Regions from separate parts of the Mus musculus genome. Here regions 2, 3, 4 and 5 are each linked to region 1. A link is a loop called in an ENCODE intact Hi-C map of the cell type or tissue named here. Cell type or tissue: left cerebral cortex. All regions are shown on one strand. Region 1 overlaps Gm46120 (predicted gene, 46120). Region 2 holds the start of Mindy2 (MINDY lysine 48 deubiquitinase 2). Region 3 overlaps Gm32074 (a long non-coding RNA gene). Region 4 overlaps Gm46119 (a long non-coding RNA gene). Region 5 has its middle 110 kb from the start of Adam10.

Region 1 (5,000 bases):
CTTGACCTCAGGCACCTGTGCATCACCTGCAGGGATTCCCAGTTCCTACAGAGACATGAGACTGGGTGGAGCCATAACCCACACATGACTGCTGACTCCTGGGCCAGAGACACCATGGGTATAGAGGTGTCCATTTGTACTTGCTTGAACACTGTTGTGAGGAGATCTAGTTTCCTATGAGCCGGATGGAACAGCCAAGAAGCACAAGGGATAGTGGAGAGTATAATCCCACAGCATTACCTGGACAAATGGAAACAAAGGGTCAGGAGCTAAAGGCTTTCATTCCCTCCCACAATTGCTCTCCATAGATCCATGACCACTCCATGAGCATGCTCACCTGTCTCTCCCCTCCTTCTCTGCCCTTCTCTCCCCTTGTTCCTATTTACAGAGATTACATTCTTCAGGTAAGGGTTGGCCAGTAAGTGTTTGCCTTTGAGCCCACCGGCTCACTTCTGTGCTCTCCTGGGCCTGAGGACAAAACCTCACTTCTCTTTCTCCACAGAGAACCACTCTGGTCTCCAGCTAGGCGCTGAAGCATCAAGGCTGTAGATTTTTACTCCTATACAGAGTTATGGCCAAATTTTCCTGTGCTCAGAAGGCCTGGCCTTTGAGCCATTCTATCCAGGTGGCCTTTTGCTTTATTGCCTGCCAACTGAGGAAGGTCTGAGCCACAGAGAGTCTGTCAGTAGCACAAAATTGCCTTGACTTCCTAAGACTCCTATTCTTAAAGAGACTTACAAGCCAGTCATGTAACATATATCTCCTCACACTGTACAATTAATTGTACATCAGAACCTGATCATTCTGTGTCACCAGTAAGTCCCAGCTGTCCTGAGTCCCTGCCTCCACTGCTGTGAACACAGTCATTGTTCTAGCCCAGGCTACTCTGCCACCTTCGCTTACTGTCTGTTCCCTCTCCTGGTTTCCGTGCTGCCCTTCCTCCTGCTCCAGTCTCCTAGAGGCACACAAGATAGCTCGGCCAGCCAGGTGTCTCACGTCACCATGGCCAGCATCTGCTGTACTCCTGGAGGGTTTGGAGGTGGCTCAAAACTGATCTTGGCTTTTGAGGACACCACACATCCTCCTGTTCTCTCCATCATAAGCAGGTGGCAGGTGTGCACTGCAGGATATGTGAGTAGCGTCACGCCTGACAACAGGGACTGGAGAAAGAATACTTGTGCTGAAGAAAAGCTTAATTATGACTGAGCCCGACTACATGAGAGAATACAGGAAATGGATATAATATATAATGAATGTAGCCTGCTCGGGAAAGCAATTCCAAAAATTATGTTAACATTCTCATCTTCCCCCAGGGGCTGCCCCTTTTCAAGTTATCTTATTTCCCTCTCTCTGAATTATGAGCCTGGATGGTTACTCTGCTTCTGATTCAAAGTCACAAACTATCTGTGCCTTCCTGCAGAGATGTGAGAGGTGAGCTACTTCTTCAGCTGGGCTGATAGATCCTTCCAGAAGCTTCAGCTGCTGCCCTTGCTCACAGGTCCGACCTCTTGTCACCTGGGTGAGGCTGACTCTTTCTAGTCTCCTTGTCACTGGGAAGCCTCACGTGGGGTGGAGGGGGCCCAGAGGTCAGTTTCAGCCTCTCAAGGTGTTGACGGGGTGAACCAGAGACTTCTCGGTGGTCCTGTCTGCTTGCTGGTGCGATGAGCCACGTGGTCCTCATTGCCTCTGTACCAGCCCATGCTTATGTCACCACTGTGTTCCCTGCGGCTTGCTAAGCAGCAAGGACACACACTGGGGGGGGGGGGGGGGGCTGGGAGTGCTTCAGTATGCAGAGTTTGTGAGGCTCGCCCAGATGGAGTGGCCCTTGCATTTCTTCTGCTAATGGAAAAGAAATGAAGGTCTTGAAGAAAGGGTTTGAAATAGTCATTTTTTAAAATTTTCTCTGCACAGGTGTGAAACAGGGTTGGGCATCCTGGGATAGATGGCTGCCTCCCAAAGCCTTCTTACCACCATCCTTCAAATTCTTTTCATTGCTCTTTATATTATATCATATTACATGTATTTTTTATTTTTTATTTTTATTTATTTTTTGCTTCAAGACAGGGTATCCTGCAGCCCCAGCTGACCTCAAACTGTACGCTACCAGAGATGACCTTGGTTTTCTGATCTTTATTCAGATGGACCACAGAGCTCTGTGCCGTGAGGCTAGCACTCTACCGACAGGAACACACCCTTAACCCTCACCACAGGAAGTGGATATAATGAATACAGACTTCTCGGGGAAGCAATTCAGAAAATTATGTTAACATTCTCATCTTCCCCCAGGGGCTGCCCTTTTAAAAGCTTTGCTGGTAGAGAAAATTATCTGGACAGGGGCCTAGCTTGAAACTGGGCTTTGGAACTTTTTTGTCCAACATAATTGAGAGATTTTTGAGGGTTTCACCCTTAAGCAGCCTACGGATTGAGTGATTTATTTATATATTTTTGCCAAAGATATTTGTGCTAAAAAGAAGCACTGAGAGACCAAAAGGGAAAGATTCTCCCATGCTCTAATGTGTAAAACCCGTGCAAAAACCTTTAAAATTGTTGTGCCTTAAGCTTGCTTGCATCATACTATTCCAGCAAATGCTCTAGCAAGGCAAGGAGCAAGAATCTATGATTACAAATTGTCCCAACAACTGGAGTGGGGGCTCACTCAGTTGCCTGCCTGTGGCTTCTGCTTCCCTACCTGGGCTGCTCTGTCTAGCCTCAGTAGGAAAGGATGCGCCTAGTCTTGCGACTAATCACTTGAGGTGCCAGGGTGTGTTGGTCCCCTGGGAGGGACCTCCCCCTTCTCAGAGGTGAAGGGGGTTTGGGGAAAGATCTGGGGGGAGGGAAACTGAAAGGAGATGTGGGGTTGCAACTGGGATGTAAAGTGAATAAATCAATTAATTAATGGGGGGAAAGCCCACAAATTTGGGTTCCCCACTGTTTGAAGCCATATCTGTCACAGACCACAGCACTCTGTCACCACCTGGTGGTAGCATAGGCTCCTTCCACCGAGTGTGCCCTGTGTGTGTGTGTGTGTGTGTGTGTGTGTGTGTGTGTGTGTGTGTGTGTGTGTACAGGTAGAGTTTGTGACTTTGAATCAGGAGCAGAACGACCATATGGATTCATATCATAACACACATGTTCATGAAGAGAAACTGAATCTTAGAAAACAAATTGTAAATATATAAATTTGTCTCATATGATACTATTGCCCTTACTTAGAATATATGATCCGTCTGGGGCAAAACTATTTTATATAATATTACATCCCATCTCATGGAAAGCTTCAAACTTACAAAGTGAGTCTCAAAAGTAATTGAATATCTTAAAAAGATATGAATGTTATAAGCAGACGTTATAAAGAACATGATTTGTAAAAATATCAATGTATAGAATGTATTATAATAATAATCAAGTAGAACATGTAGGAGATGTTTTAATCAGATGTGACCCATTATGCCCATTATAATGTTGAGTTCCAGTTAGTAGGCATAATGTTTAGTTACCTTGTGGGCTATTTTTGGAAGATTTATTTTTATTTATGTGTATTATATGTGCTTATATGTTTACATGTATACATTCTTGCAGCTGCACAAGGAGCCCAGAGGCAGGCATCAGCTGTCCTGGATCTGGAGTTATAGGTGGTTGTAAACCACCTGATGTAGGTGCTGGGAATTGAACTCAGGTCTTTTTCGAGAGCAGCAAGTGCTCTCAACCACTGAGCCAAAGGTCCAACTCCTCCCATGTTTTTGAGGCACAGATTCCCTATGTAGCCTAGCCTGGTCTCAAACTTACAATGATCTTCCTGTCTCTGCCTCCTGAGTACTGGGGATTCCATGCATGCATCACCAAGCTCTGCTTTCTCACATGTATTTTTTTCCTCATTATTTTCTTATTTCTTATGTATATGAAGCAATTGACAGTCCCAGAGTTGTTTTGAATGTCAGCATGTGTGGCATGTGTAGAAGACTCCAGTCTATTTGAGCAGTTTGATATCTTCCCAACCTACTTCTGGTGTGTGTGTGTGTGTGTGTGTAATTTTACTTTTCCAAGTCTTAACTTCCTGGGTTGGGTCTGTAAAAATCATTGATTCTATGTCACTGGGTTGGGGTGAACATCAGATAAGATACTAAGTATTCATGTGAATACGCTGTGCATCTAAGGCATCACTGATGCCTGGCAAACAGAGTCTGGATTCCAAAGCTGCCCTTTTGGCCTCAGCGACTCAGTGCCCTCCTTTCATAAGGAACCCAAGTCAAAAATCTCTGGGACATTCTCCTCCTCAATACTTTAATTCTCTTTTAATCCTCTGGTTCTTAACTTTTCCAGCATGTCTCTCAAGCCCCTCCCCCATTTCCCACATCCCAGCCTTAAAGGATATTGGAGGAATGGGAGGGTTCAGGAGGGACAAGCAGGGTTGGAAGCTCACATGGTTATTGGGGGAGGGTGGGAGAGGCAGAGCTGAGCAAGAAGAGTATTCCAGAAGCTGAGTCATCCCAGATAAGTTCCAGGAAGATAGAGTTAGGTAAGCAGAAGAGGGAGTCTGAGAAGATGTGGTCCTGTCCAAGATGGGTGAAAACTGAAATGACATCCCAGGGACATGTTCATCCCTTTGCCTGCACTGGGCCAGGCCTCTCTGCATGGAGGATAACAACTGGGATTGTACATTTTGAACAGAACAGAGCACATATATTTCTGGAATTTACACAGAGAGAGAGAGAGAGAGAGAGAGAGAGAGAGAGAGAGAGAGAGAGAGAGACAGACAGACACACAGACAGACACACAGACAGACAGACACACTTTGAAATCTTCTAGAAGGAAGTTGAGGGCCTTCAGATTCAATGCTCCAGATTACTTCTGTTGACTTCCTTCTGTATAAGAAGCGTAGAATCACCACTTCCTTTGCTCCTGCTGTGTTGTTTCCCCACCCCCTCCTCAGGGAAGTTGCTCTTCAAGAGGCCCTATGTTGCTGGACGCCTCCATCACTGTGCTGGAATTGGACTGGCTTT
Region 2 (5,000 bases), 420 kb before region 1:
GAATCTCTCCCTCACTATCCATCATAGTTCTTCATAACTGGTTAGCATAATTCAAACTATTCTTCTTCTAGGGAGCATTTTAACTATAAGTGGAATCATCAATTTGAAAACAGGTGCTGAGATGCATCCTCTCAAAACCCAGATACTGCAAGCTTAAATATGACACTATATTCTGAGGCCTCAATACACTTGCCCTTCCCTTCCTGTTCTCCAAGACCTTAGATTTATCATTCCTTATTTTAGTTGTTAATAGTTTTAGCTTCCTTAACAAACATTCTAATGTACAGTTACTAGTAAAAATGCCAAACCTTTGAAGTAGAGTCAAAGAAACAAGGAAAGTAAAAACAAAAACAAAAAATCATACACAAGATGAAAATACTGTCTTTGGAAACAAGTAATTTATGGTAAGTAGGCTCAGACCAATGCTTTTCCTTAAATGGAATTTGTCTAAAAAGTTGTATCTTTCCCATCACTGTTCTTTCATGCATCCACACCACAGTGGGACAAACAGCCTTTTCCAGAAAACACGCAGATAAAATCATTAAAACTTACTCCATAATATAAGATTGATAGTAACTGAAGATCAATCACTGTTTCCAATTTTCACTGTTTTGCATATGTAATAATGTCAGTAAGGAATAATATAGGCAAATATAGCTAAAAATACTCAGAAGATGTAAGTGCAGGGTGCTCTGGATTCTGCTTGTTTATAGGTAAACCATCAGTTACAACCTTTAACCGAATGTTGAATTTTTAATACAAAAAAGACCTTAAGTTGGGGGCAATTCTTCCTGACATGTTGCCACATGAATAATCTTTCAATAAAGAAATCCTGGAATTAATTTCATGTAATAAGAGACTGTTAGATATAGGGGTGCATGTCTGTAAACCTAGCACTCTAGAGGCTGTAGCATTAAGATCTTAAACTGTTCGAGGACAGTTTAAGCTACACAGACAAACCTTGTCTCAAAAAAAAAAAAAAAAAAAAAGGAGGAGTCTGATGAATGGAAGGAAGCCATCAGCTGACAAACAGCAGTTTCCTCACCCCATTTTGCCCCTCCCCACCCCACAAGCTGTAGGAAGTAGAAAGCTGCAGAGTGTACCTTCCAGGCGAGAAGCAAAACATTGAGGATGGCCAGCAAAGGGCAGGGTCCATTCTCATTCTGGGTGATGATGGGCGTGTTCTCCTCTTTCCACTGGATCCATTTGATGTGATACACCGACTGTCCGGGAAAGCGTTCTTTGGAGGCCGCTAGCACCTGAGCCGGGTCCTCCTCCTCCTCTTTGCATAGAGGTGCAGCCCTGGGCGGCCCCGCCGCGCCCTCCTCCACGTCCTCGGGGACCCTGGTCTCTGCTCCCTCCTCACTATTGAACTCAGAGCTACTGGGGAAAGAATGCAGGTTGGAGAAAGACTCCAGGGAGTCCAAGCTGGGCGAGTCCCCAGGGGGGCTCGGCTCGCTGCAGCTGCTGCTCGGGGCGCCGGTGCTGCTGGGCTCTTCCGCCGCCTGCTCCACCCTGCAGGTGCCCGTGTCGCCCACTGGCCCCGACCCTCGGCCCGCCGCGGCCTCGGCCAGCTCCGGGGAGGCGGTCACCTTGTGCTGCCCTCTTGAAGGCACCTCCGAGGCGGCAGGGCTCGACGACGCGCCGTCCTTCAAGTCCGAGCCCGCGCCGCATCCGAGCTGCGAGGGGGACGTCGGGTCCCCGAGGCTGCTCCGCGCTGCCGCCGCCGCCGCCCCCTGCCCGCCGCTGTCCACCGCGCGTCCAGCGGGACCATCCTCAGCCTCGCGCCCGCCGCGCCGTCGCCCTTCCGGCGGCGACACTCGCCCGGCCGCCACCCCTAGTTCCAGAGGCTGTGGGCTGTCAGGGCTGTTCTCCATCCCCGGCCGCCCGCCCCTGGTCCTATAGACACCGCGGCCGGCTCTCCTCAGCAAGCGCCTCCGACGCCATGACAGCCGCTCTGTAGCAGCTCCAGCGCCCTAGCGCGGCCTCGGCCAGGCACGTCACCGTAGAGGGCGGCGGGAGCGCGCGCGCGTGCCCCCGCCCGCCCGCTCGGAGCGTGCCTCCGCGTGACTGCGCTCGTTGAAGCGCCCGGACCCACTCGGGGAGCGCTTCTCCCCCGAGGCCACGCCCCTCCCGCGCGTTCAGGCTAGGGAAGGCAGAGCGAGGCCAGGGGCGTGGCTGAGGGCGTGGTCAGGGGCGCGGCTCGGAGAGCCGCAGCGCCACTAGGAAAATAATCTTGTGTGTGCTGCCGGAAGTTGAACTCCGGGGCATCCCCGCTGCGCGCGGTTACTTTAAAGGCAGTGGCTGAGGCTTGTAGGGAGTGTGGTCTACTTTGGGCTTGAGCCTGGTGGACCCCGAAAGTGGTAGTAGCATTGGAAGACAGCCATTCCCTGAAGGCCTCGGGAGAGCTGGCTTTTTCTTTTCTTTTTTTTTTTTTTTAGCTTTTAATGTTGAGAATTGGAAGCATTTCTTAGGAAATGCAAATTTGAAAGGCGAGTTCTGTTGGAGGCTTTTGGAAGACTGCGCAGTACAGGGACAACTCTCCCTGGGTTTTGGCTGAGAATCGCTGCGCTCCCAACCAGCTACTGGTTTGCCTTGCCGGAGGTTCAATGAGGTTGTGGATATTGGCCTACGCCCCAGGCGAGAGGGTAAATTTGGTCCAATAATAATAAATCAGTTTGCGTTTGAAGCAAGCCAAGTCTTTGCGGTTCTGTTCACTTGGCTTCTCTTTGCACAGAGTGGGAAGCTTCTGCTTCCCGAAAAAATGACTTTTAAAATTAGAATTGACTTCTCATCAGGGCTTGACATCTGCATAGAGGATGGACAGAGTTGCCTGCAACTTTTTTTTTCTATTTATTTACTTACTTATTTATTGGCAAGAGTGGATATAGATCATCTAACCTGCTCTGGAAAAGTGGGGTGTTTTTTTTTTTTTTTTTTTGGTTTTTTTGTTTTTTGGTTTTTTGTTTTTTTTGTTTTTTTTTTTTTTCCTGGACCCTTCCCTCTTCAAAGTTGTCTGAGAATATAAAAATGAACAAGACAGGTGGGTCTTCCTTTAGTATCAGGTATACAAATATATGGTGCATCATGGATTGTTACACTTCTGTCCTGCTACTGGTTAGAAAAGTAGACAAATTAATGCATTATTTTGCTCATTCATGTGTTAGCACCAAGCATGTTACTGAATACTGTGTTTCACACTAAAAATATCACTATTATCTTCTCAGAAATGATGATCTCTTTCTCGGCACTCTCTTCGACTTCTCCCTCTTTCTTCCCACCTCCAACTCTCTCCTCCCTTCCTTTCTTTTCTTCCCCCCCCTTTCCTTTTTTTTTTTTTTTTTTTTTTTTTTTTTTTTTTTTTAGGGCTGGGGCTCAATTCATGTATGACAAACACTCTACAGAGCCCTCTACTACTTTGCTTATCTTATTTCACTTTTGTTTTTTGAGACAGAGTCTCAATTTGTAGCCCTGGCTGGCTCTGCCTCTCTTCCAATTTGAGAGTCTCACCCTGTGTCTTAGACTAACTGACCTGGAATTCACAGCAATCCTCTTGTACTTTTTCTCCCACTCCAATTTTGAGATTATAGATGTGAACGCTGTGTTTTTAAGACTGGAAGTTATCTTCCTTTCTTTCTTTCTTTCTTTCTTTCTTTCTTTCTTTCTTTCTTTCTTCCTTCCTTCCTTCCTTCCTTCCTTCCTTCCTTTCTTTCTTTCTTTCTTTCTTTCTTTCTTTCTTTCTTCCTCCCTTTCTTTCTCTCTCTCTCTCTCTCTCTCTCTCTCTCTCTCTCTCTTTCTTTCTTTCTTTCTTTCTTTCTTTCTTTCTTTCTTTCTTTCTTTCAATTGAGGTTGGGTCTCACTATGTAGTGTAGCTAGCCTGAAAGTTGTTATGTAGGCCAGGCTGGACTCAAACTTTCAGAAAATTGCTTGCCTCTGCTTCCCAAGTGCTAGAATTAAGGGCATGTGCCACCATGCCAAGCAAGATCGGCAATTCCTGAAAACTGGAAAAGTTAGAAAAGATAATGGAAAGTTTTTTCTGAGTGTTGAATTTTGGAGTTCATGTTGATCCATAAGCAATAATTCCTGCCATCACCATTGAGATTTTTCTTTTTCTTTTTTTATTAGATATTTTATTTATTTCCATTTCAAATGTTATCTCCTTTCCTGGTTTCCCCTCCGAAAACCCCATATCCCCTCTCTCCTCCCCTTGCTCACCAACCCACCCACTCCTGCTTCCTGGCCCTGGCATTCCCCTATACTGGGGCATAGAACCTTCACAGGACCAAGGGCCTCTCCTCCCATTGATGACTGACTAGGCCATCCTCTGATACATATGCAGCTGGAGCCATGAGTCCCACCATGTGTTTTCTTTGGTTGGTGGTTTAGTCCCAGGGAGCTCTGGGGGTACTGGTTAGTTCATATTATCGTTCCTCCTATGGGTCTACAAACCCCTTCAGCTCCTTGGGTCCTTTCTCTAGCTCCTTCATTGGGGATCCTGTGAGCATCCACTTCTGTATTTGTCAGTCACTGGCAGAGCCTCTCAGGAGACAGCTCCTGTCAGCAAGCACTTGTTGGCATCCACAATAGTGTTTGGATTTGGTGGTTGTATATGGGAAGGATCCCCAGATGGGGCAGTCTCTGGATGGTCATTCTTTCAGTCTCTTCTCCAGACTTTGTCTCTGTAACTCCTTCCATGGGTATTTTGTTCCCCCTTCTAAGAAGGAATGAAGTATCCAACTTTGGTCTTCCTTCTTGAGTTTCATGTGTTTTGCAAACTGTATCTTGGGTATTCCAAGCTTTTGGGCTAAATCCACTTATCAGTGAGTGACCATCATGTGTGTTCTTTTGTGATTAGGTTACCTCACTCAGGATGATATCCTCCAGATCCATCCATTTGCCTAAGAATTTCATAAATTCATTGCTTTTAATAGCTGTGTAGTACTCCATTGTGTAAATGTACCACATTTTCTGTGTCCATTCCTCTGTTGAGGGACATCTGG
Region 3 (5,000 bases), 110 kb before region 1:
GTCTGATCTTCACAGCCCATATTTTAAAAAAAATTGGGTGTGATGGCATGTGCTTCTGTGCTATCTCTCAGGGAGGGGATATGTGGGGCTCACTGACCAGCCTGACTAGCCTCCTCAGCAAGTTCCAGGCTAAGGGGAGAGCCTGTCTCAATAAAACCAAAGAGGGCAGCATCTGAGGAATGACTGTGGAGGTTGGCCTCTGGTCTTCCCCACAACACACACACACACACACACACACACACACACACACACACACACATCCCTGTTCCATCATGGTGGAGATGCAGTTGAGGGAAGAGCACTTATCAGAAAGGATGCTTTTGATTGAACAAAGAAGTCAATATGCTTTAGTTTGAGTTGAAGTATTTAAGCTATGTCACAGGACCCAAGATCAGGAGCCAGCAGTCCTGTAGGCAGAGGCGACTCAGGGAGCAGGCTGGCATCAAGACTCACTCTATTCTTCCTGACTCCCCATTTGAGCTTTCTTTGTTTTAATGGTCCACGTGGATAAAGAAAATAAAGTCTTTATTCTGTAGCACATGCCCAGCATGTTTGGGATTTTGACACCTGGAGAGTAATTACCTTAGTCTTAAAGTTCTGGGGGAAGAGACTTGGATCAGCCCCTGCAGGTCATGCTCCAATCAAATCTTGCCATGTTGGGAGGCTGTTCAACCTGGCTTTGGGTAACGGGGATGCCAGATGTAGATTAGAGAGGGAGGTGAAGAGGTTTCATTCTGAAACAGATACTTCAAGTCTACAAGCAGGGAGGGATGGGGCAAACTCTCCTGAAGGGTTTTTTCCTTTTGTGTATAACTCCTGTGTGGGTTTTTGTTTGTTTGCTTTGTTTTTGAGACGGGGTTTCTCTGTGTAGCCCTGGACGTCCTGGAACTCACTCTGTAGGACAGGCTGGTCTTGAACTCAGAGATCCACCTGCCTCTGCCTCCCAAGTATGGGATTAAAGGTGTGTATCACCACAGCCGCTACACCTATTTGTTCTCAGCCAACAATGGAGCCCAGACCAAACCTGAAGTCTGTGTGAAGTCTGTGGCGGTGGTTGTAGGGTTTGACTCCTGGAACAAACAAGCTTGTGACAATTTTGGAAACAATATTGAGTTCTGGGAGATGACACTATCTATAAATAACAATGATATCAACTTGGCTAACAGCCCTGGGAAAGCTGAGAAAAGAGATGGCAGGTTAGCAAACAGCTCTCTCATAGGCTTCGAAGAAATGGCTCCCTAAACTCGCAGTTTAAAAACATCAGACAGATAGCTAATTAGTGGAAATCTAAACACATGTCAACCCCACCCATCCATGATGTAACTGCTTTCTTCTCTTTTTTTCTTCTAGCTTTGCCCAGCTCTTACACAGCTTCTGAGAATAAACAACATTTTGTGTTTCATATTATATAATGCGTAACTTTTCTTTATCTTAAACATCTTTATCAGCACTCTGTGCCTTGGATTAAATTTGCTGTACTCTCCTTAGCACAGACTTAAGATCTGATTTTAAATTTGAGACTATGGTGTGAGTCATAGAAAATGCGTGAGACCAAGCAAAATTAGCTCCAAGCTTTGTTTCTTTCTGCTTATGAGTGTACATGCATGTGAGTGTACTGTTGAGGCCACTATGAAAGTAGTTTGGGGGGTGGGGACTTCTCTATTGCCCCCTTTACCTCTCAAATAAACAATACAGAGATCTTGTTTTTGTTAGCAAGCTTTAAGCACTATAGCTAAGCAGTTACTCATCTATTCTAACCCGCCATGACTGCCTATGTCCAAGTCACATGACCCATTACTTGTCACCTTAGTCTTGTCCTGGCTGCTCCTGCTCAATTGGTGTCCTCATGGTGACTCTGCTGGTGACCTGCTCATGGTGAATGCACATGATGAGTATCCTACTCCCACTCCCCTGCCCCACACACAGAAGTCCCGCCTTATCCTCTCCTGCCCCACTATGGGCTGGTCATCTCTTTATTGACCAATCAGAGGTGATGGAAAACGATTTTTTTACTCAAGATTGAGACAGGAGATGCTTGACAATGCCAGCATCCTGACTGCAACCAGATCTCCAGGCACAGTAAGCAGGATCTGAATACACAGAGCCCAAACCATTTCCCAACAGGCCAGAAGATGGCATTGGACTCTAAAGCTGCAGTTATACTTGTTTACAGTTGTGAGTTTTGCTCCATGTGGGTGGTGAGAAGTGAATTTGGGGTCCTCTGGAAGAGGAGGAAGGACTCTAAACCACCGAGTCATCTCTCTATCCCCTCAGAGGAACTTAGAATAGAAAATGTCACCTCCAAGTCACAAAGTTAGACATCTAAGATGCAAAGCTACCTACCGTTGGTTTCGTTTGTTCAGACAGGTTAGTAATTACCCGCCTGTTGTCAGATAGTGATCGAGTTTCACGGAACATAACTCTCAGATGCATCACAAGACTGCACGAACGTTTGTTTGTCACGTTTGTTTGTCAGATAGGACCCTTTTTTTTTTTTTTTTGTTAACAGAGGGATTTTTTTTCCCCTTTCGGCTCACTGTCATGAAAATAAAGGTAGTAAAGCTGAAATGAATTATGGCGATTTTAAATCTGACCGATTTCGTGATTGGTAGGCAAGCCAGCATGGAGGCATTTACATTTCCTGGGCTTGGCTGGCTCTCTCGGTGCCCTTTGCGAGCTGCACAGAGATCTGAGCTGTAAGTCTGGTTATAAGCTTATGCAAGCCCTTAGTCACCCTCTGGATGAGAAGCAACCCAGGCTCAAGGCTGTACATTCTATGCTCCACTGTGGATTTCTCTGGAGTAATTCAGCTAGCCTATGATTTTTTTTTTTTTGAGGGAGAAGTGATTGAGCAGATTTATTTCAAAGCACATTTACATTTGAAAACAGGGGTTGATCAGCTAAAAAGAGCTATTCTTGAAAGGCGCACACGCAGAGCAAATTTAGAACAAGCAGACTATTTAGACATGATAGCCATGAATGGCCTGGACCTTAATGCACTGGGGGTATATCACACGGGTACAGATTGACTCTTGACCATGTGGCATTTCAGCCTGGAAAGCATGAAAGGAGTTCTGTCGTTCCCGTGTCTCCTCCACAGAGCACTCTGAAGCACTCCAGGCTGGCATCCACAGGATTTTAAATATACTTGACCTGAAGCAAACCCATGGAGAAGCCTGAACTTTCAGTGTGGTAGGAGGATGGGATCTGGATTCAGGTTGTGGGCTGGTCTCCTGCTTCTACCAGTTGCCGATACTTGAACTTGGTTGGGTTTCATCTTCCTTGTCTGGAAAACAATAGGAAGTTATTGTTATTATTCTTGAACTGAGTTGTCAGGTGCATTGGTCATATTCAGTTATGTAATGTGGTAACTCTCAGACTTCAGCCTCCATGCAGGTCACCTGGGATTAAGTTCCCATACAGCCTCTAACGTAATAGGTTTAGGTGTTGTCTTATGTTGTGTATTCATGTGTGTGTGTGTGTGTGTGTGTGTGTGTGTGTGTGTGTGTGTGTGCGTGCTCACGTGTGTACTTGCCTTGTGTCTGTCAAGCTAGCTGGCCCTCAAGCTTTTGGAGCATCTTTTAGCTCTGACTTCCACCTCACCACTGGGATTCTATACATCAGCTATTGAGCCCAGTTTTGTGTGGGTTGGGAGTCTAAGTTCTTCATGCTTTCCCAATCAGCTCTTTATTCACTGGGTTGATGAAAACCATGAGAGCCCCCTTTTCTTCTCTGGCTTCAATCTGCCCAGTCCTTTTGAGTAAAAGCCCTTGCCCACTGATGAGACAAGGAAATAACTTTGGTGGATTCTCTGGTTTGGATAAGTGTTCCCCGCAAAGGGCCATGTATGGAAGCTCATGGCAGGATTTGGAGGGAATATTTGGTTTGGCTCTTGACTACAGAGATTAAGGTCCATGGTCAACTAAATCTGTAGTTTCTGGATTTGTGATAAAGCAGAACATCATTATAGATATAGTAGTGATGGAGAGACAGGCAGATAGACAGACAGAGCAAGTGACAGAAAGATAAAGAGAGAGACAGAGAGATACAAAGAGAGAGACAGAGATAAAGAGAGAGACAGAGAGATACAGACAGACAGAGAGAAACAGAGAAAGAATATTCAGGATACTCCAGTGATCCATTTCCTCCAAGCAGACCCTCCCCTGTGAAGTTTTCATTGATTCTCAATAATGTCACAAATGTACAATCCTGTTATTGGATTAACCCATTGATCAGAGCAGAGCCATCACGGTCCAGTTGTGTCTCAATGATCCACTCCACCAGCTTAGAACTAAGCCTTCCATTCATGGCCCTTTTGGAGGTGCCTTTCACATCCAAACTGCACCCATCATTCCACGCAGTGGGGATGCTCTGGGTATTGATCAGAATCTTGGCTTCCGTCCACTTTATGCCTCCCAGTACCCACCACAGAACAGTTGTGACAATCTGACCACTCCAGGTGCTGTCAATGTCATCTGGGGGACAAAGTTGTCCTGGTGGAGATACCCTGCTCTAGGTATGTGGAAGGTTCCAGCTTCTTAGGCATGGCTGCTCCCAGGGATCACTTTCTAGTTGGGAGTCACGACCCAGTTGTAAACAATTTGATTCTAAACTGGGAGGCATACATGTTCAGCAGTCTAATTTTTCTGTTTCATTTTGCTTTTTGTTTGGCTGGGAATTGAGCCATAGAGAAATTGATGCCAACTTTATTAGAAAAAGAGGTAGATCTCCCATTGGACGAGGTATATGATAGGGAAGAGAATGTACAGACTCTCTGTCCTTTGTCCCAGATAAGTGCAATTCATGAGAAATTATTCCTTTTCAAGTATGAAAAAGTTCACTAAGGGAGGAAAATCAGCCATGTGTCTCAGCTCTCTCTATAGACTCACTCTGGCTAGCAACAAATCTTCTGTCCAATTCCACTTCCAAATCTCACTTGAGTCCTGAGAGTGTTGGCGAATTAAATGGTTCTCCAAACAAATTCATAATCTGTTGTTGCC
Region 4 (5,000 bases), 58 kb before region 1:
GGAAGCCACACACATCCAGAGAAAAGCACAGCAATTAATGTGCACACTAAACACATATTGAGATGACCTAGTTTGGCTATTGAATTGACTTAAATAAATTACTAAAACGTTTTATTTTAGTATTTTACCCATCCTTTGAAAATTTCATAATGTGTACAACATATTTTGATCTTGTCCACCCCGAGACCCTCTAACTAACCTCCTTCCCTAATTTTCCTTTTAAAACTATTATTATTAATAACCTCCTGAGTCAAGCCAGTGCTAACTATATGCACATAGGTTTTGAGTCAACCAACTGGACACCAGCAACCATATCCCCCAAGAAAAGTACTTCTCTCAGCATCAGCTGTCAAAAGCTCTGGATCTGCTAAGGGTGGGGATCCAGGAGCTCTGACCCCCAAAATTAAAATCTTTAAGGTGTTTACTTAAAATCGTGAACTTTCATAGTGGCTTCCATTCAGTTCTTGTTGAGAAGCTCAGACACAAGCCAACAGTGGGTTGTCTACACTGTGGTAAATGCTGGCATAGCTACCTCGATCTCTGTTAGCTTACATCCACATGAAAACTCCAGTGAGTCAGAATATGTAATCCCCACTGTGGAACTGAGGCAGAGACCTTCATGTGAGCAATACCATGCCACTAATAGCACAGTAAGACTGTGGTCTTACCCTCCTGTTGTTTCTAGCCCGAAACAGGGGAGTTATTTAATATCTCTGAACATTGGCTTGCATGTGGGTTCTTTAGGAATCTGACTCTGAGATGGAGGTTAGAATACAATAATCATTTTAGGCTACTGAACTTCTCGGATCAACACTGGTAAGGGAAAGAGGGAGCAAGGCTAGGTAGAGGAAGAAGAAACTGGGCTTCACCAAGAGCTCTGGAGCTAGGATGGCCCTTGCACACTAGCTCTATTTAGACTGAGAATGCCACAGATCCACATCCACATCCATCCATGTCACTGGGAGTATATTCCCTGGAGATGGGTGTGACCCAGAATGAGGTGTCTCATTTCACCTAAGAAAGGGCAGAACCACTTTGAATGCTGTCTGTGGGCAACCTTTCCAGCAGCTGGGGAGACCCATCAGTTCTGAAGAAGGGTCTATGCTATGGGACACAGCTTCCATGATGATGGAAGATGACAACAGCGATTAGCCACTGAAGGATCAAATGAAGACAGATAAAAGAGAATATACAATATATAAGCCCCATTTTATATATATGAGCACATATGTGTTCTTACTATGAGGATAAAACGAAGATACAAAGTGAGGAAATGAATTACCAAAGCGATGTGCTGTGGATGGCGCTCAGTGGGTAGAATGCCTGGGATGGATGGGTTGATTGATCTTCAACATTATATAGACCCATCGTGGAGGTAGAATCCCAGCACCTGAAGGGTGGAGGCAGGAGGATCAGAAGCTCAGCTCATCCTCCACTACACAGTGAGTTCAAGAGACGCTGTCTTAACAGTAAAGTTACTGTGTTATGTGAACTGTTATATCCACCATGTGGAGAGTGAGGTGCCATTGTTCCAAATCAATATAATTTATGGAAAGAGTGAAACTGAAAGTAAGAAAAGCTGACATTGGGTCATGACCTAGTTTTATTTTTGAGTCTGTGAGAAAAAGATACCCTGGCAAAAACCAACCTGAGGGGAGGAAGGGTTTATTTTAGCTTACATTCCAGATACAGTCCTTGGCAGAAGGGGAGTCAAGGCAGGAAGTGCAACAGCTAGTCCCATCACACCACAGTCAAGAGCAGACAAGAATGAGTGCACTGCCCGCTCACGAGGCTGCTCACCCATGTTTGATCTCCCCACTCTAAGAGTATTCAGGACTCTTACATAGGAAATGGTGTCACCCACACTGGACTGGCTCTTCCCACATCAATTAAGACAACCCCCCACAGACATGTTCAGAGGCCAATCCAATGTAGACATTGGTGCTTTCCTTCCAGGTGATTCTACCATTGGCATTTCGGCCTTTTTCCTCATTATAGCTCCTATTAGTCCTTTTCTTTAAAAATGTTCCTGTATTAATTGTTTTAAGAAGCAACTACATTGAGAACTTGCTAAGTTCTCTAGATGCGGAACAAGACAGCAGAAAGAGTCCAGGTTTGGGGAAGGGCTTGTTTGTACTTTTGTGCAGTTCTGCTCTCTGGCCGTGTGCTGTTGGAGGGGTTACCTCACCTCTCTGAGTGTCTGTGTCTCCATCTGTGGAAATGTAATGGTTCTGGGGACTGTAGGAAAGTGGTACAGAGGGCACATGTAAAATTCTGCACATGGCATTCAGAAGAGCTGTCCCTGCCAGGTGCTCTAGAGGTGGCAAGCTCTTGCCAGACACAGGTAACTGTAAGCTTTTTAGCTACTTTGATGTGGAGCCAGGTCCCCTCCACCCTCCCACCTCTTCTCCCACAGTCCCCAGGGGCCTTTCTCAAGCACATCTGGGAATCTCCTTGCTTAAAAGCCACTGTTGTGAGGAAAACAATATAAAAAATATCTCATTCCTCATTAAAAACCTATCATGTTGGGCTGGAGAGATGTCTCAGAGGTTAAGAGCACTGACTGCCCTTCTGAAGGTTCTGAGTTCAAATACCAGCAACCACATGGTGGCTCACAAACATCTGTAATGAGATCTGACTCCATCTTCTGGAGTGTCTGAAGACAGCTACAATGTACTCACATATAATAAATAAATAAATCTTTTGTTTTTTAAAGAACCTATGATGTCTCCTGTTAGCTATGGAAGCTCAGAGACGTGGGAGCTGGAGCTGGGCTGGAACCTTGGTGTGTGAGGGGGAAGTTGCCTCTCAGGGGTTTCCAGCAAGGATGAGTCTTATCTATGAGTCAGAGTTTGTGATTGGTCAAAAGTCCTTAGGAACAGTGTATGCTTCTGGCACCTTCCGAATGGCATATGGGCTCACTTCTGCCCCAGACTCCCACCCCCGGAGGCTGGAAGTTACTATGTATAGACAGAGAAGACTCATGGAGCCCTGCAAAGCCTACAGATCTATTGGCTGGGGCCTATGGGAGGGATTTGCTTTTTACATCTCAGAAGGGATCCAGTGTGGTGCAGGACTCAGACCAGAGGCACTAAATGGAAGGACTGAGCTGATGGTTCTTGCTGGGAGCTAGGGCCAGCTCGTGAGAGAGAGTTGCTGCTGTAGAGGCCCAGAGTAGTTAGGTGCTCTGCTGTCCAGGAACATTTCTGGTGGAACTTTTCAGCCAGACCCAACAAAGCCAGATTCCTAAATCAAGCTTGTTCAATCCAGATGGCTTCCTTAGCCTTGACAGAAGGGCTTGGGAGTGTGTGTGTGTGTGTGTGTGTGTGTGTGTGTGTGTGTGTGTGTGTGTAGGAAGGTGGCGTTTTTTAATCTAGGCTTCTTTTTGTTTGTTTATTTATTTACTCACTTTTAGGTCTTTAATAGTCCCTTTGTGGCCTTTCTTGGTTCAAACATACTTTTTACCTTTCTTAAGCTTTAATCTAGGAAAGAAAAAGCATCAAAGGTCTCCTGTGTTGGAGAGCAGTTGGAATCTCTTTGCTGACAAGATCTTGTGGTGGCACTTGCTTCCAAACTTGAATATGGACAGATATGTCTGTAAGCCAGGGAGAACCCTATGACAGGCAGGGGAGATGGTTTAGGGATAAAATACCCTCAGAACAAACATTAAGACCTGAATTCAGATCCCTAGTACTTAAAGCAAAACCAGACACAGAATGCACGACCCCATAGTCCCTGTGCTGGGCAGACAGACACAGGGAGATCCCTGGGGGGGGTCACTAGCCAGTCAATCTAGCCAATCAGTGAGCTCCAGGTCTAGTGGAAACATCCAACACCAGCCTCTGGCTTTGACAGACAGACAGACAGACAGACAGACAGACACACACACACACACACACACACACACACACACACACACACACACACACACAGAGAGAGAGAGAGAGAGAGAGAGAGAGAGAGAGAGAGAGGATTCCTCTTGCCCACTTTAAGAGAGCTCTATGCTCTGCCGATATAGAGCTCTGACACAAAATAAGCTGGCTTTGTTCAACAATCACCTAGAAATATGATCGTCTTAAATGCCCACTCTAACACAGATGGCCATTTTGCATAGGAAGGACCAAGGCTTAGTTTTAGGAACTCTCCTGGGGACACTCAGATGTGACTATTGATGTGGCAACTCTCTTTCTTGCCTGGTGCAGATTTTTCTGAGAAGCTGAAACTCAATGAAGTGTTCCAAAAGAAATGAAGTGGAGAAAGCAAGTGGCGGGGAGAGGTGCCCTGGTTCACCTAGGAGGCTGGTGCATTAGAACCTCTCTGCTAGCTGCACAGCTCTCGCCAAGTAAAGATGTGGGACCCTACTCCAGGCTAAACAGCTTAGACTCTCCACACATGAAAGGTGTCAGGTGGTGTGTGTGTGCGTGTGTGCTTCATATATACCCATAGGTCAGAAGACAATGTGTGGGAGTCTGTTCTCTCTCTCTCTCTACCATGTAGGTCTGAGGGGTCGAACTCAGCTTCTCAGGTTTGGGAACAAGTGCCTTTACTCTCGGAGCCAACCTCACCAACCCTTGTGGAACGTTTTGAATAGACTCCCTGGATGCTTCTAACAGGCTTGCTCAGGTTCAGAACCACAAAGGATGCTTCTGGACATGCCACAAGAACTAACTTCTTCAGGAAGGCGAATTACCACTGGCTGCTTTTCTTCCAACAGTAACTGCATAATAACAGGGCTTTGGGCGTGTGCTCAGGGGCCCAAAGGCCTCCTGCTTCTTCCTCTTTCTTTGGGCAAGCCTCTTACCATTTTTCTCTTTAGTTTTCTCTTCTGTAAAATGAAAGCTAGTAACACCTCCCTAAGGGAGTAGTTGTGAAAATTGAGGAGACATATATAATATAGTTAGTGTTTGCCTCATAGCTCATAAGAAGCTTCGTTCTCTCGAAATAAGTTGTTATCTGTACATTTACATAATAATAGCTCTAAAGTAGGCTGAAATCGTCAT
Region 5 (5,000 bases), 280 kb before region 1:
TCACATCGCCATCTGCCTCGACAACGCTTCTATAGTCTGCTACTAAAAATAGTAAGCGAATCTCAGCAGATCTGGGCATGGGAGTGGGCGGGAAGAAAAGAGACATTCCAGTGCTCTCCCATGGAGAGAGGCTATACTTCTGGAGGCGAAATGAAAGCAGTCTTGAGGTCTGGTGTGAGGAATGAAGCAGGGGAGGAACAGAATATTTTGGTGGGAAGAAATATGTGTCTAGTTTTCATAACTTGGTAAAAAATATTTGGTTGTGAGCAACAGAAAGGGGAAAGTACCCAAAACTCTACAAAAGAAACCAAATGAAGGAGATGGAAAGGGAAATTTGATCTATGTATAACAATAAAGATAAATGAAAAGAATAAACAATTAGTAAAGGAAGCCAGTAAGATCCTGAGGTCTCATTATTACACTAAGTATAAGTGGGCCAGATTTCCCCATTAAAGTTAGAGACTTTATGTTGAGTAAAAATTTTAAATTACTTATCTATAATGTATCTAGAAAAATATTTTAAAGGTTTAACATTTTTAAATTTATTTGAGTAGGGTGCATGTGTGTGTGTGTGTGTGTGTGTGTGTGTGTGTGTGTGTGTGTGTGTGTGAGTGAGTGAAAAGTGAGGTCAGAGGGCAAATTGCTGAAGTTATTCTTCTCCTTCCATTATGTGAATCCCAGGGATAAAACTCAGAGTAGCAGCTTAGCAGCAAGTACCCTCACCTACTGAGCCATCTTGCTCACTCCAAAATAAAGTTGTAACTTTTAAAAAAATGTTGACAGTGAAGAGATAAAGATAGTAAGGCATAATGAAAGTGGGGATAGTGCAGTGGTAGAGTATTTGCCTACCTAGTGTGAGGGCCCTAGGAGTTTGGGCTTAAAACCACTATAAAATGCATTATAAAGAACATTTTATGAATCAGAACCACATTAATAAGCTTATGATAATCAATGGAACTGCAAATACAGTTTAATAAAAATGGAGATTTTAAAACTTTCAGGGTTGGTTCTGATTTATAACCAACAAACTATATTTATTTATTTATTTATTTATTTATTTATTTATTTATTTACTTACTAAAAAGTCAGGCTTGGACATCATGACCCTTTTGCCTCAGCTTCCAAGTGCTAGAATTATAAATGTACACCACTATAATCCAGCTAGCAAACGCAGTTTATTTCATATATATATATATATATATATATATATATATATATATATATCTACATATATATATGTAGATAGATATATATATGTAGATAGATAGATAGATAGTTGTAAAGTAAAAAACAGAATTTTTTTCATATACCCAATAAAACATTGTAAGGACTTACAATCTACTTGATTACAAAGAAAGTCTTGAGAAATTTAGAAATTGTTTGTCTTTATAGCAACATTCAATAAAATTGGAAATTATTTAAAAATAACCAAAATAGCTTAATTGTTGAAGAATTAAGCTTAATTAATTGAGCTTAATTAATTGAGAAATTCATCCTTGATAACCTTTAGTATAAAGAAGAAAATAAAGCAAGCCCTTTAGATTGTCTAGAAAACAGTGAAAAGAAAACCATTTTTATATAAATCCATGCAGAAGAATATGGACAGGCTTAGAAACCACTGTCATCCAGGAAGAAAGACTAGGGGCTGGGGAGATGGCTCCATAGGAGCACTTGCTTACCACTATAAAGACCTGAGTTCAAATCCCCAACACCCATGTAAAAATCCTTGTGTACCTGTAACCCCAGCATTATGGAATAGACAGAGGTGGATCCCAGAATCTCACTGGTAAGCCAGCCTAACAGAAGAGAAGAATTTTAGGTTCAACAGCAGACCTCATCTCAAGGCAATAAGGCAAGGAGCAATGGAGAAAGATGTCAGCCATTTTGCTCTGGGTTCCTCGTGAGCACACAAGGGTACACACACTCGTGTTCTGTCACCATATGCCAACACACACCACCTCACATTCACTGTGCTGGAGTTGAGCCAGCCTTTGCTTATGCTAGGCAAGTGCTTTGAGCCGCTCCAGTCTATATTTGCATATATTTTAAAGAGTAACTTTAGGAATGCAGAGGAATGCCACCATTCTCCTTAGTTTTCTTCCTGATCACAGACTGAGTTATTGAACTTTAAATCCGACAGAGTTTACAGACTGACCCTAAATTTAATATTGAACAAAGCACTGTGTCTGCTGTCCATGGTCAGTGGCTTATGGCCATTCCAAGTACCTCAGAATTGTTCTAACCGGAGAGTTCTTGCTTTCTGCTTTTATGGTAGCCTTTATTTTATTCATTATTATGGTCGTATGTCTCTCTGAATCTTTCTTGCCTGAAGGTGCTTCACAACTCTTTAAAAATGAATGTGATGTGTAATATAAAAGCTGAGGTTCTAAGAATGTTACAAGCAAAAGCACAAAATATATGGTTTTACAGCTATAACCTTTTCTTTAATTAGCAAGGATTAAGGGCCAGCAAGATTGCATAATGGGGTAGAGACGCTGCCAAGCCTGATATCCTGAGTGTGACCCACAGAACCCACTTGGTGGAGGAGAGGACCACTTCTCAAAGTCCTCTGACTTCTACATATGTCTCTGCCCACTCTGCCACAAGTAAATGAACATAATTTCTAAAATTGTTGGGTGTGGTGACTTATGACTGAAATCCCACCATTCAAGGGGTTGAGCCAGGACAGTTATCTTGAATTCAGTGCTAGCTGGGACTACACAGTGAGATGCTGTATCAGAAAAGCAAAAACTCATTATAAAAGAAGGGCATGAAACTAAAGAGGAACTAATAGAGCTGGAGAATGAGGAAGGGGAGGAAGAGGAAGAAGAGAATGGGAGAAAGGGATGAGAATATAGCATATGCAAATGTGAACACGTCATAGTGAAAGCCTTTGGTGCAATTAATATGTGCTATCAAAGATTTACCTTCCAGCATACTATCAAGACTAAAACCTCAGTTCATGGCTGTAGAATCAATATGCAAAAAAAGTCACCTCCCTTAAAGATATTGGCTGATATCATGAAAATAAGAGGGTTGGCAAGATGGCTTACTTGCCACCAAGCCTCATAATCTGAGTCCTATCCCTGGAGGCCATATAGGGGAGAAGAAAAGCCATTCCTGGAAGGTGTCCTCTGACCTGACACATGAGCTGTTGGCATGATGCGAACATCTATGCACACAATATAAATAATTCATAAAAAGGCAATTAGTACAAAAGTTGAACTATGATCTTAGTAAGTGATACCCAGTAATGGAATAAGCAATGCACTGCGGCTATGGGAGTCTCTATTCTAGGAATGCAGTATGGGCCAGCATTAGGAAATACATGAATGTAATTTATATTACCTTTTAAAATATTCATTTTTAGTATTAATTGTATGGGTGTTTTGCTTGGATATATATTTTTGTACCTGTACCAGGACAGGATGCATGCTCTGTGCCCACACTGACCAGAGGAAGGCATCATATTCTCCAGGACTGGAGTTACAGATAATTGTGAAACACCATGTGGGTACTGGGAAGTGAACCAGGGTCCTCTGGAAGAGCAGCTAGTGCTCTTAACCACTGGGCTATCTCTCCCCAGACCTATTTTTTAAAAATCATTTTAAAATATGTGTGTGTGTGTGTGTGTGTGTGTGTGTGTGTGTGTGTGTGTGTGTGTGTACATGCATGTGTGCAAAGTGAGTGCAGGTGCCCATGAAGTCCAAAAGAGGGTGCACTGCCTTCTGAAGCTGCAGTTAACAGGTGGCCCTGAGCCATGTGACATGGGTGTTGGGAACTGAGCACAGATTCTCTGCAGAAGCAGTGTGTACTCTTAACTCAGTTATATATAATTATATAACCCTTTCTAAACCTTATATAATTAACAAAGGAGGAAAACATACTATATGGGCAGTTCCTAAATTTTAGCAGCAGCAACGAATAAAAAATAGAAAAATCCTTAAATACAATAAGGCTTATTTGCCAAATCCCCCAACAAAGCTCTAAATGCAAAGTCTACTATGAGGCATATTCAGATTGTAGTGAATCAAGTAGTGCCCACCATGGGTGTTAATGTCATCTGGAAGGTTCTGAAAAACCCTGGAGTGTGAGGATGTGGAATCAGCAGAATACGTGGTGTTAGTAAGGAGATGGTTATTCACCATGAGATCCTAATTAAAAGAAAAAAGCAACTAGAATTGGCATGTGTCACATGATTTGATAAGATGAACAGATACAGAATAAATAAACTCAAAAGACATTCCATGTATGAACAATATGTCCCATGAAGTAGAACTGTAGTGGTTTCACTCACAACAGCAACCAAGTACTTTTTTAAAACGAAAGTTTTAGAAAAGAATATGTAATATCTTGTTGAACATGAAGCAATGTCTGAACAGATGCTAAACATATAGTGTTCCTGAGCAAGTACTCATAGAAGAAAAGGTTAGTTCTATATTTATCTCTATACTTATCTGATGCCCAGTTAGAAAATTAACAGGGACTACAGATAAATTTGATAGTTACCCAATATTCCATGTGAAAGTCTGTGAACATACCACAGTGTCTATATGCTAGTAAGGGTTTTGAATCCACCCGGGCATGGCAGCTCGTGCCTGCAATCCCAGCACAGGGGGTGGGGGGTGGGGTGGGGATGGGGTGGGGGCGGGGGCTGAAGTCAAGAGGATTGCCATGAGTTTGAGGCCTACCTGAGCCACACAGTATGCTCCTGATCAGCCTGGCTTACAGTGTAAGGCTCTGCTAACCAAAACAAAAAGATTCAGAAATCATTTGCGTGGGTCTAGAACAGGAACATGGATGCTAAAAGATAAATATACTTTTGGTTTATGATAAATGTAAGATTGTAGCTCTGCATTGAAAAGCAAATTCACTTCAACACATGTTGGCTTCGTTTTTATCCAGATAGAAGAAAATAAAGTTTGGCACTCTATCCTTGTACCAAATACAAAAGTACATTTCAGATGGATTAATGCCTATAGGGGATTAAAAAAAAAAAA

Evidence for each region. Hi-C counts contacts between places; a loop is a spot of excess contacts. Peaks named below come from ENCODE experiments on the same cell type or tissue, not always from the same donor. Only the 100,000 strongest peaks of a DNase experiment are listed, where the experiment ranks them.
Region 2: it touches region 1 in a loop (3-fold over the local background); 13 of 42 quality-filtered maps call a loop at or near these places.
Region 3: a loop joins it to region 1, with 3 times the contacts of the local background. A loop is called at or near these places in 10 of 42 quality-filtered maps.
Region 4: a loop joins it to region 1, with 2.6 times the contacts of the local background. A loop is called at or near these places in 4 of 42 quality-filtered maps.
Region 5: it touches region 1 in a loop (2.7-fold over the local background); 4 of 42 quality-filtered maps call a loop at or near these places.

The regions. Positions count from the first base shown.
Region 1 is chr9:71,071,121-71,076,120 of GRCm38, forward strand. All of the region lies in intron 1 of Gm46120 (predicted gene, 46120), which reads left to right. Among named protein-coding and RNA genes, the nearest start is that of Gm46120, 4.5 kb to the left of the region's middle. In left cerebral cortex, a CTCF peak has its summit at 2,944; DNase peaks (open chromatin) are centred at 2,939 and 4,490; H3K27ac peaks cover 747 bases.
Region 2 is chr9:70,655,170-70,660,169 of GRCm38, forward strand. It overlaps Mindy2 (MINDY lysine 48 deubiquitinase 2), which reads right to left and starts at 2,005. Exons shown (of 9, transcript NM_172772.2): 1 at 1,104-2,005. The coding sequence starts at 1,877. Gm31872 (a long non-coding RNA gene) reads left to right here and starts at 2,502. Exons shown (of 3, transcript XR_379591.4): 1 at 2,502-3,043. In left cerebral cortex, a CTCF peak has its summit at 2,272; DNase peaks (open chromatin) are centred at 1,144, 2,105 and 2,582; H3K4me3 peaks cover 2,799 bases; H3K27ac peaks cover 1,430 bases.
Region 3 is chr9:70,964,071-70,969,070 of GRCm38, forward strand. Gm32074 (a long non-coding RNA gene) reads right to left here. Exons shown (of 3, transcript XR_379595.1): 3 at 2,868-3,286. Among named protein-coding and RNA genes, the nearest start is that of Gm46118, 8.2 kb to the left of the region's middle. In left cerebral cortex, a CTCF peak has its summit at 2,134 (motif pointing right); DNase peaks (open chromatin) are centred at 1,521, 2,093, 2,725 and 3,081; H3K27ac peaks cover 3,128 bases.
Region 4 is chr9:71,013,235-71,018,234 of GRCm38, forward strand. Gm46119 (a long non-coding RNA gene) reads right to left here. Exons shown (of 4, transcript XR_001779225.1): 4 at 2,683-5,000. Among named protein-coding and RNA genes, the nearest start is that of Gm46119, 13 kb to the right of the region's middle. In left cerebral cortex, no CTCF peak of the experiment used is centred here; a DNase peak (open chromatin) is centred at 2,908; H3K27ac peaks cover 2,494 bases.
Region 5 is chr9:70,788,829-70,793,828 of GRCm38, forward strand. No RefSeq gene overlaps it. Among named protein-coding and RNA genes, the nearest start is that of Adam10, 110 kb to the left of the region's middle. In left cerebral cortex, no CTCF peak of the experiment used is centred here; DNase peaks (open chromatin) are centred at 65 and 1,910.